2 separate regions of the Homo sapiens genome follow, and region 2 is linked to region 1. A link is a loop called in an ENCODE intact Hi-C map of the cell type or tissue named here. Cell type or tissue: HepG2. All regions are shown on one strand. Region 1 overlaps RBM33 (RNA binding motif protein 33). Region 2 overlaps CNPY1 (canopy FGF signaling regulator 1).

The links. Peaks named below come from ENCODE experiments on the same cell type or tissue, not always from the same donor. Only the 100,000 strongest peaks of a DNase experiment are listed, where the experiment ranks them.
Region 2: it touches region 1 in a loop (16-fold over the local background); 2 of 110 quality-filtered maps call a loop at or near these places.

The regions. Positions count from the first base shown.
Region 1 is chr7:155,736,780-155,740,779 of GRCh38, reverse strand. RBM33 (RNA binding motif protein 33) reads right to left here. Exons shown (of 18, transcript NM_053043.3): 10 at 3,118-3,250; 11 at 2,377-2,720; 12 at 754-1,065. Among named protein-coding and RNA genes, the nearest start is that of SHH, 74 kb to the left of the region's middle. In HepG2, a CTCF peak has its summit at 1,924 (motif pointing right); a DNase peak (open chromatin) is centred at 1,929.
Region 2 is chr7:155,541,199-155,545,198 of GRCh38, reverse strand. The region is part of intron 2 of CNPY1 (canopy FGF signaling regulator 1); the gene reads left to right. Among named protein-coding and RNA genes, the nearest start is that of CNPY1, 3.4 kb to the left of the region's middle. RefSeq lists an enhancer at 2,312-3,112. In HepG2, a CTCF peak has its summit at 1,531; a DNase peak (open chromatin) is centred at 1,528; H3K27me3 peaks cover 3,649 bases.

The DNA.
Region 1 (4,000 bases):
TAATGGAGGCAAAAACCCTGACCACTAGCCACACTGTGTCTCCCTTTCCTAAAAACAAAATTACAAAAGCTTCTTATATGTATTTAATGGAGGACAAGGGCAATGACTGTGGCCTTTTATTTTCAGAGCAATACATTGTTTCCCAGTTTCTTTTAATGCACGACAAGTCACACATTTGCTGATGGTGCTTGAGAACACAACCCCACAAATAAATGTATGCTAATCTCCCTCGACTGAGTATAAGCTCCTTGAAGGAAAAGAATTTGTCTCTTCTGTTCACTGCTGTATTTCCAGGACTAGAGTAGCACCTGGCAACAGAACAGTCAACGTATTTTTCCTGAATTCATTTATGTATTTATTCAGGGACCAAAAAGACAGAGATAATCTATACATCAAAAAATAAGCCACTGGTAAAGGGAAAGTGACTACCACCCAAAAGTATTTTCTAAAGTTACGTGTCTATTAATTCCTGTCTATTGCTATAGAAATATCTAGATACAAGAAAGATGCTTAAGTAAATATTAACACAGTCTTTGAGACACAAAAGGAGTATCTTATCAATTCTTGTAGTCAAGAAAACAAATCACCTGAGTGTTTTTTAAAACATGGATTCACTTCAGAACTATGTACTACACATTTTATAAACAGAAATCAGAACTGGAAAATATTCTAACCTACATATTATGCCCCTCAAGTCCTGTAAGTTAAAAGGCCTCCCAGGAAGACACAGGGAAGACACCCCTTGACACTTACATGCCGGAGCCCCTGGCGCTGGGGGCACTGCATCCGGCTGCTGCTGGCCTGAGGCTGAGCGGTCTGTACGTGAGGCCGGAACTGTGGCTGAGACATCGGCATCAAAGGAGGGGGCGGGACGGACAGGTGGTGGTGGTGGTGGTGGTGCTGGTGCTGCGGCGGGTGCTGTGGTGGGTGCTGGGGTGGGGGCTGGTGCTGGGGCGGGGGCTGGTGCGGGGGCTGGTGCGGAGGCTGGTGCTGTGGCGGGGGCTGTTGCTGAGGTTGCTGAGGCTGAGGCTGATGCGGAGGGGGCAATGGAGGATGCAACGGCCCCTTCCATTTCCAAAGAAAGAGAAACAACAGTTCATAAATGGTTACACCGGGCATAATCACTTCAATCATTTCCTAAAAAACCTCAACACAAGAAAGGAACTTTCAGCGATACCAAAACTTCATTTTAGACTTGCTGATGAAGGTAATACTATCTAAAATGCAGTAATAAGCCAGAAGCTATTACCTTAAATTTTATATTTAATCCAGTAATTCTAGGATTGAATTGTCCTAAGGAAAACTAGGTATGCAGACAAACTCATAACTCTAAAGCATGTTCCCTGTAGCACTATGATACTAAAGTACTGAAACCAGTATACACACATGCAACCACACAGACAGCATGAAAGGGAACCGCATACAGCACTCTCAAACGATGGCATCAAAACCAACTCGCTGACATGAAAAGATCAAATGATATGTGACACTGGAGGGAAAAAGCAGGTGGCGAGAAGATGTGCATTTAAAAAAAGACAAAAAAAAAAGCTCCTGAATTGTTTCTAGGTAACGAGAGTATTTAATTTCCTTTCTTATATATACTTGAAAATTTCTGCAATGGGGATGTATTAATTGCATTTTTTTAATAAAAAGAAAAATTCTTAAAAACATTTTATCTTCCTTTAACACCCTAGATAATATTCATTTTCCGTTTTTGGCTTAGATACGTATTCCACGTATTTTTAAATAGTTGATTCAAGTTTACCATCGCTATGTATTTTAATAGTAACCCTACAATACAAGAAGAAATATACACTTGGTAAGAAAGATGTTACAGACGCATGTCAACCCATGAAGCAGAAGCCGATGGGCAGAGGGCACTCAAGGCCTTCAAATAACCAGTGAAAACCCATGAAGCAGAAGCCGGTCGGCAGAGGGCACTCAAGGCCTTCAAATAACCAGTGAACAGCAACATCTTCTTCCCTCCATGCAAAGACTCTTTTCAAAACTGTCTACTGCAGGAATATAATTTGACAAAGTATTTCCACTGGTAAACCTCTCATGAAATTTTATACAGATGAGCAAATGTATTATCAAAACATGTCCTAATTTTATTAGTAGTATACCCTTTAAACAATTATAATAAGTAGCATTTTTCAATTCCCAAAAAATGACATTTTCCCATTTTTTTCTTGTATTGAGATAAGTAACATTGTTGAAAAAAGTTGTCTTTAACAAACAGTACATTTGAGACTAATACTCTATTCTTTAAATAACCACAAATTAGTAGGCTCAAATAAAAATCTGAAACTTTATGGAACACAAAGCCTTGAAGCTACACATTTTTTCCCTGGAGGTTCACTCAGGATGCATTACCTGCAGGTTGGGCTGTGTGTGTGTGGGCAGAAACGGCTGTCCTGGGCCTGGCAGGAACGGCTGTCTAGGAGGAATGAAGGGCCGTGTGGTTGCCGACCCAGGCTGGCTAAAGTGCAGAATCCCCACCGGACCTGGAGGCTGCAAGGCTGGTCGTACGGGCCGCTCTCTTGGGAACACTGGCTGCTGTCCTTGCTGATTAAATGCTGGTCCTGGCTGAGTGAATGGTAGAGGACTCTGAGTAGGAACAGGATGGCTACTGTTAAGAAGGGTAGGAGGCGGTGGTGGTGGAGGGGGACTTCGCTGTTCCAGAAAAAGATGGCTCGGGAATCTTGGTTCACCTGAAACTGAAAGGTAACACAACATCATTAACTTCAGGTTAAAAAGACCATGTGCTTCTCAGAAAAGCAGTCTGAAGCACTATCCTACTGTGGACAGAAGTCACAAGTGTTGACAGGTTATGAATGTTGGAAACAATTCCAGATTTTGCCTCTTATTTCTAGATTGCTTCATTTGTCATTTTCTATACATAAATTCCCTTTTATATGAGATGTTCCGATTTCAGATACCAACAATGTCCAATTTTAGCACCTGAAATGACAGGCAGAACTGCTATGGTACAAAAACCTGGCATTCCTAACATCTCCAACTGGGAGTTCAATTCAGTTTACAAAATAAATGTGTTTGGGCACATCACCCAATGCAGCTTCTGTTGTTACTCCACACCACTCACTCTTTCTGTACCTCCTAAGAAGAAAGGGTCTCGATCCTGAGGCGGGGGTGGGGCTCTCCACTGGTCCTGGAGAGGGAGTCGTGGGGGCTGGCTGAAACTGTTGGGAACAGGTCCAGGTGTATGCTGTGGAAATTCTGGAGGGCCCTAAAGAACAACAACAACAACAGAGAAACAGGGTGAAGGACAGAAAAATGGTATGTAATTTTTAGAAATATAGACCTGGTTCCAAGTTTTCCTCAAAAATGTCAAGTAACGTGTCTCCTAACAGTCACTGTCTTTCTCTTTCTACACACACACACACACACACACACACACACACAGAGTCATGCATCCTTAATGACAGGATACATTCTGACACGCATCCTTAGGTGATTCCATCATGCGAACACCACAGAGTGTATTGTAATCACACACACACACACACACACGCGCACCTAGATGGTAGCGCTTTCTACACACCTAGCCTGTATAGTACACACTAGTAGCTCCAAGGCTACATACCAGCGCAGCATGTTACTGTACTGAATACTGTAGGCAACTGTCACACAATGCTAAGTATCTGTGGATGTAAACATATCCAACCCTAGAAAAGGTTACAATAAAATACACTATTATAATCTCATGGAAACACTGCTGTCTATGCAGTCCACCATTAACCAAAATATCCTTACACAAGACATGACCACACATATTAACATAAAAACTGTTACACAACAGGTGATTCTGCAATATTAAATGATCAAAAATCAAAACGCAGCAACTAGAAATTAAGTCAATGTTTTAATGTCATTATAACGCAAGAATATTATTTTTAAGCTTATTGAAATCCATGCAATTATTGGCCTATTTCCCATTAATCCAAAACACTAAATGTCATGACATTTATCTTTTTAA
Region 2 (4,000 bases), 200 kb after region 1:
AAGAGAAATATTATTAGAAAGGTGTTCCCCAATATCATCCAACTCACTCAAAGCTAAACAGAAGTGGGTCTGGATTTCTTGCAGCTTTCTTTTGTTGTGATGCACTGCACCTGTCTTAAATAATGCAAACTAGGCTGTCTGTGTGGGGTCCGTGTCTTCCTGGAGCTGTGTGCCCATCCGAAGAGGACAGGGCAGGAAAGGAGAGTCACAGACAGGTGCCGTGGTTGAACTGTGGGGCTGTGACAGGCAGCCCTTACAGAAAGTACCTCAGGCTTCTAATGCGCCTCAGTTATGAATGAGGGAGGAATTTCCATCCACAGGTCAGTACCTCCCACAGGAGAGGGCTGGGCTCTCAGGGGTCCCTTTTGGGTTCGTTGCCTCCCCAAAGGCACACTCAAGGATGGATCCTTCAAGAGCCGTGTCTGGCAAGTCCACCGGAGGGACCCCGTGCAGGCCCACTGGCTGCTCTGCTGCAGGTCTGACGCCTGCACCCCGGAATCTCAAGGTCCTTTGTGGTCACCTGAATGCAGGACATGTGCCTCCATAAAATCCAGTACAGTCCTGGTCCCTGACACCAGCCGGGAGCTGATTCCCACTGTCAAGCAGGGCCAGGGAAGATGTGAGTGCCTGTCTGTGTGTGCATTGTGTCCACATGTGTAATGTGGGGGTGTGTGCCAGCCAGCATAGCTTTGAAGATAAGCTGAGTCTTAATATTTTGATAACTTCAATCTGGGCTATCAGACACATCATTAGTGCTCCTGGGCCAGCAGAAAGGAAGTCTTTCTCTACAGGCCCAACAAAGGGGAGCCAAGGAAATGACCGCAGAGCCCTGAGGAAGGGGCTGGAAGGGGAGGAGCCGGGTGGCCCTTCTTTATTGACAGCTGCTGGGCGACAGCCTTTAAGTGATTTTCTAGTCCTGACAATGACCCTGCAGAAAGAATAGCATCTCTGCATTACTGATGAGAGCGGGGGGAGTCAGGCCAAGTGGCCGCAGCTCCCACAGCGGATGGAGGGCCGTGCAGGGACTGGGATGGCAGCACCTTGTACCTTCCACCCTCCTCAAATTCACACTGCATCCTTGAGTGATGCGACCCAGGAGTCCACGTTTGGGGGTCCTGAGCCTTTCCAGTGTGTCTAATCCCAGAATGGAATTAAGTTTGCCTGGAGAAAATGGGCCACACCCTCCCCTGCTTTCTGTTGTCTTGGAGGATGTTCCACTTCAAGGCGATCAAGTTGAAATAGCTTTTCCGATTTTGCCAGGAACACTTAGTCTGCAAAGCAACTGAAAGCAGCTAGACGGCTACATTCACCAGTGTGCCTAAGGCAATCTTAGAGTCGCAGCTACAAGGAGCTGGTGCTGATCTCAGGTGATCTTTCTGCCCAGGGCTCCTGCTCAGCCAGAAGTAGCCCAGGCCAGCATCACACGGAGACTTCTCTCTGCAAACATGGTGCACCCTGTAGGCGCGCGGGTGGGTTCCTCGTGTTGGAGAACTCGTCTTTAAAGCCCTTGTGTTGGAGAACAGCATGGCCTGGCGGTGGGTGTGTGGCTCAGCAGTTCCTGCTTCTGGCTAACTCACAGCAGAGTGACCCCCTCACGTCCCAGCACTCTCATGCTTCAAAGAGCTCCACTGTCTTCCCCTGGAAACTTCTAGAAGGTCTCTCATCCTTCCCACTTAGAAAACTCTTCCTTGCTGTGATTCACATTCCTGTGGCATTGTTTTCTTCCGTCAGCAGGCTACTTGGCCAAATTCGGAAGTAGGGGATCTGGCAGTGTGAAGTCAGCTCTGCCCTTGCTCTGCTTGGACTTGGATGGGGGCCAGGCTGGTGTTACTGCGGGGGCTACTCTCCTCCTTCCACCCAGCAGCTCACAGAGCACGTGCTCAGCTTGGCCTTCAGTGAAGAACAAAAGAAGGCACACAGCTGCCAAATGAGAGGGGTCTCGGGCCCCCATTGTCCTGCCTGGAGGAGTCTTGAAGCCAGAGGTGTTCCCAGCCCGGCCCGGCTGGCCACAGAGCGGCAGGACCCCTTGCCTGCTTTTTTCTCCTTTCTGGACCTCAGTCAGGCTGGAAAGAAACACAGGCCGTGTCTTCAGAGCTGAGGGTGCTGATGCCACAGGGTCCTTGGAGAGGCTGTTCCTCTGTGGGAGGGGTGAGGCGGGTTCCCCCGAGAATCCGAGTTCCTAAGGGGAGCCACGGGAAGAAGCAAAGCGAGTGAGTGGCCTCTCGGCACTGTGCGGACCCAGTGTGTGCAAAGCGGCCTGTGTCCATACCGGGCTATTCTCTCCGTCTAGCCTCGGGCGGGGGTGGGTCTGGGAGGGCAGTGTGGACAGGGGAGATGTGCAAACCAGCTTCTCTCAGGCCAGGCCTCCCTTGCTTAGAAGAAGAGTCAAAGGAGGCCCCCAGAGAGCAGCCAGTGAAAGGGCTGTGGCCGCAGGCGGGCCTCTGCCCGCACTGGCTCAGTCCCTGGTGTGGATGTGGGGCTGGGACAGACACAGAGGAGGGCCAGGTGCCCACGACAGCCTGCATGTCCTCTCAGCAGCGGGAGGGTCTTGGGGTCCGGCTGCACCACAGGAGCCCCGGGATATGTGGGGACCCCGCTTTTTTTTCTACTCTGCATACTTTGCCACTAGCAGCATTGTGGCTCAGACAGAAATCCCCCAGCCCCAGGGGTGTGCAGTGGCTCTTTCCACGTGAGGCCCAGCAGTGAGGCCCCAGCATCAGTCAGGAAGCTTGGGTGAGCCCCGAAGGGCAAGCAGAGGTCTCCATGAAGAGCCTTTCCATGCCCACACCCAGGACCTTCCTTCCTTGGCTCCCTACGCCCGCCCATGAGCAAGGGGTGCTCTGACCATGGTTGGGGGGTCACTCCTTGGAGCCTGGTGACTCCCAGACCCGTAGGTCCGGGGAGCAGCTGGCAGGACCAAGCAGGACTTGCTTTCCCTGGGGCTCCCCTGACTCCCCTGCCCAGCTCCGCCTTCCCTGCCTGCCTGACTCCCCTGCCCAGCTCCGCCTTCCCTGCCTGACAGCACTCAGCCTGGCAGGGAGGGAATCAGCTCTCAGGCCCTACAGCAGGGGTTGTGAATACTCCACATCGAGCGTCCCACTGCACGTGTTCTGCACCGGCTTCTAGGATTTTCCCAGCAGACTTCTGCCCCCCCGACCCTGCCCCTGTCATGGCAGCCGGCTTGCAAACACAGCGTTCATTGGCTGCCTTCCAGTAGAACTTCCCCTCCACTCTAGTGTTTCCAGAACCTTCCAGGTAAACAGCCCTGGGAGAATCCCAGCAAAGACAGTACTAAAAGGCCCCTTCAAGCAAAGCATCCCCTCTATAGGGCTGCCGTGGTTTCTGAGTACCAGGGCTGCTTACCCACCTTTGAGTGATGGTTATAGAGGCTGGTGCGAGGCTGGAAGACTTCCCTTCCTGGGAAGGACCTCAGGGTGTGTGGCTCCATCCACACTGTCCTCCTGGCCAGCCAGGCAGCAAGACCCTCGAGGAAGGGTGCTCCAGCTTCCCTTGAGTTAGAGCAAGACCCATGGACAGTCGCCCCACACTCAGCAGACTGCGGGGGCTCTGGGGAGCCTCCAAGCCAGGCCCGGTTGGCCTCCCTCCTCATCATCTGAGGCTGACCTGCCAAGCAGGCTAGAAGGGAGGAAGGTGTGGGTCATGTGGTGTGGGGAATGATTAGAAAATAAGGCTCATTATTGTAATCAACATCATTCTCAAGCTAGCTCAGAAGTCTTCAATGTTATCAACTTTATGGGACAGCCTGTAGAAGCAGAGAGGATGGAAGGGGCAGCTGTTTAGTAATACACGATGTACAGGGACCTCAGCTCCCGGGGACTGACTGCCTTGCTCTGTTGGAAACATTCTCCCTAGCCAAGGATTTTAGTGCCATTCTCCTTGAGAAATGAAATTCACGTGCCACGTCTTGCTCGATGTTCATGATAGGCTGGGAGCTCGTGCTCCGCTCGCGGAGGTCTCTGTCTTCAGAACAGCGGGAACG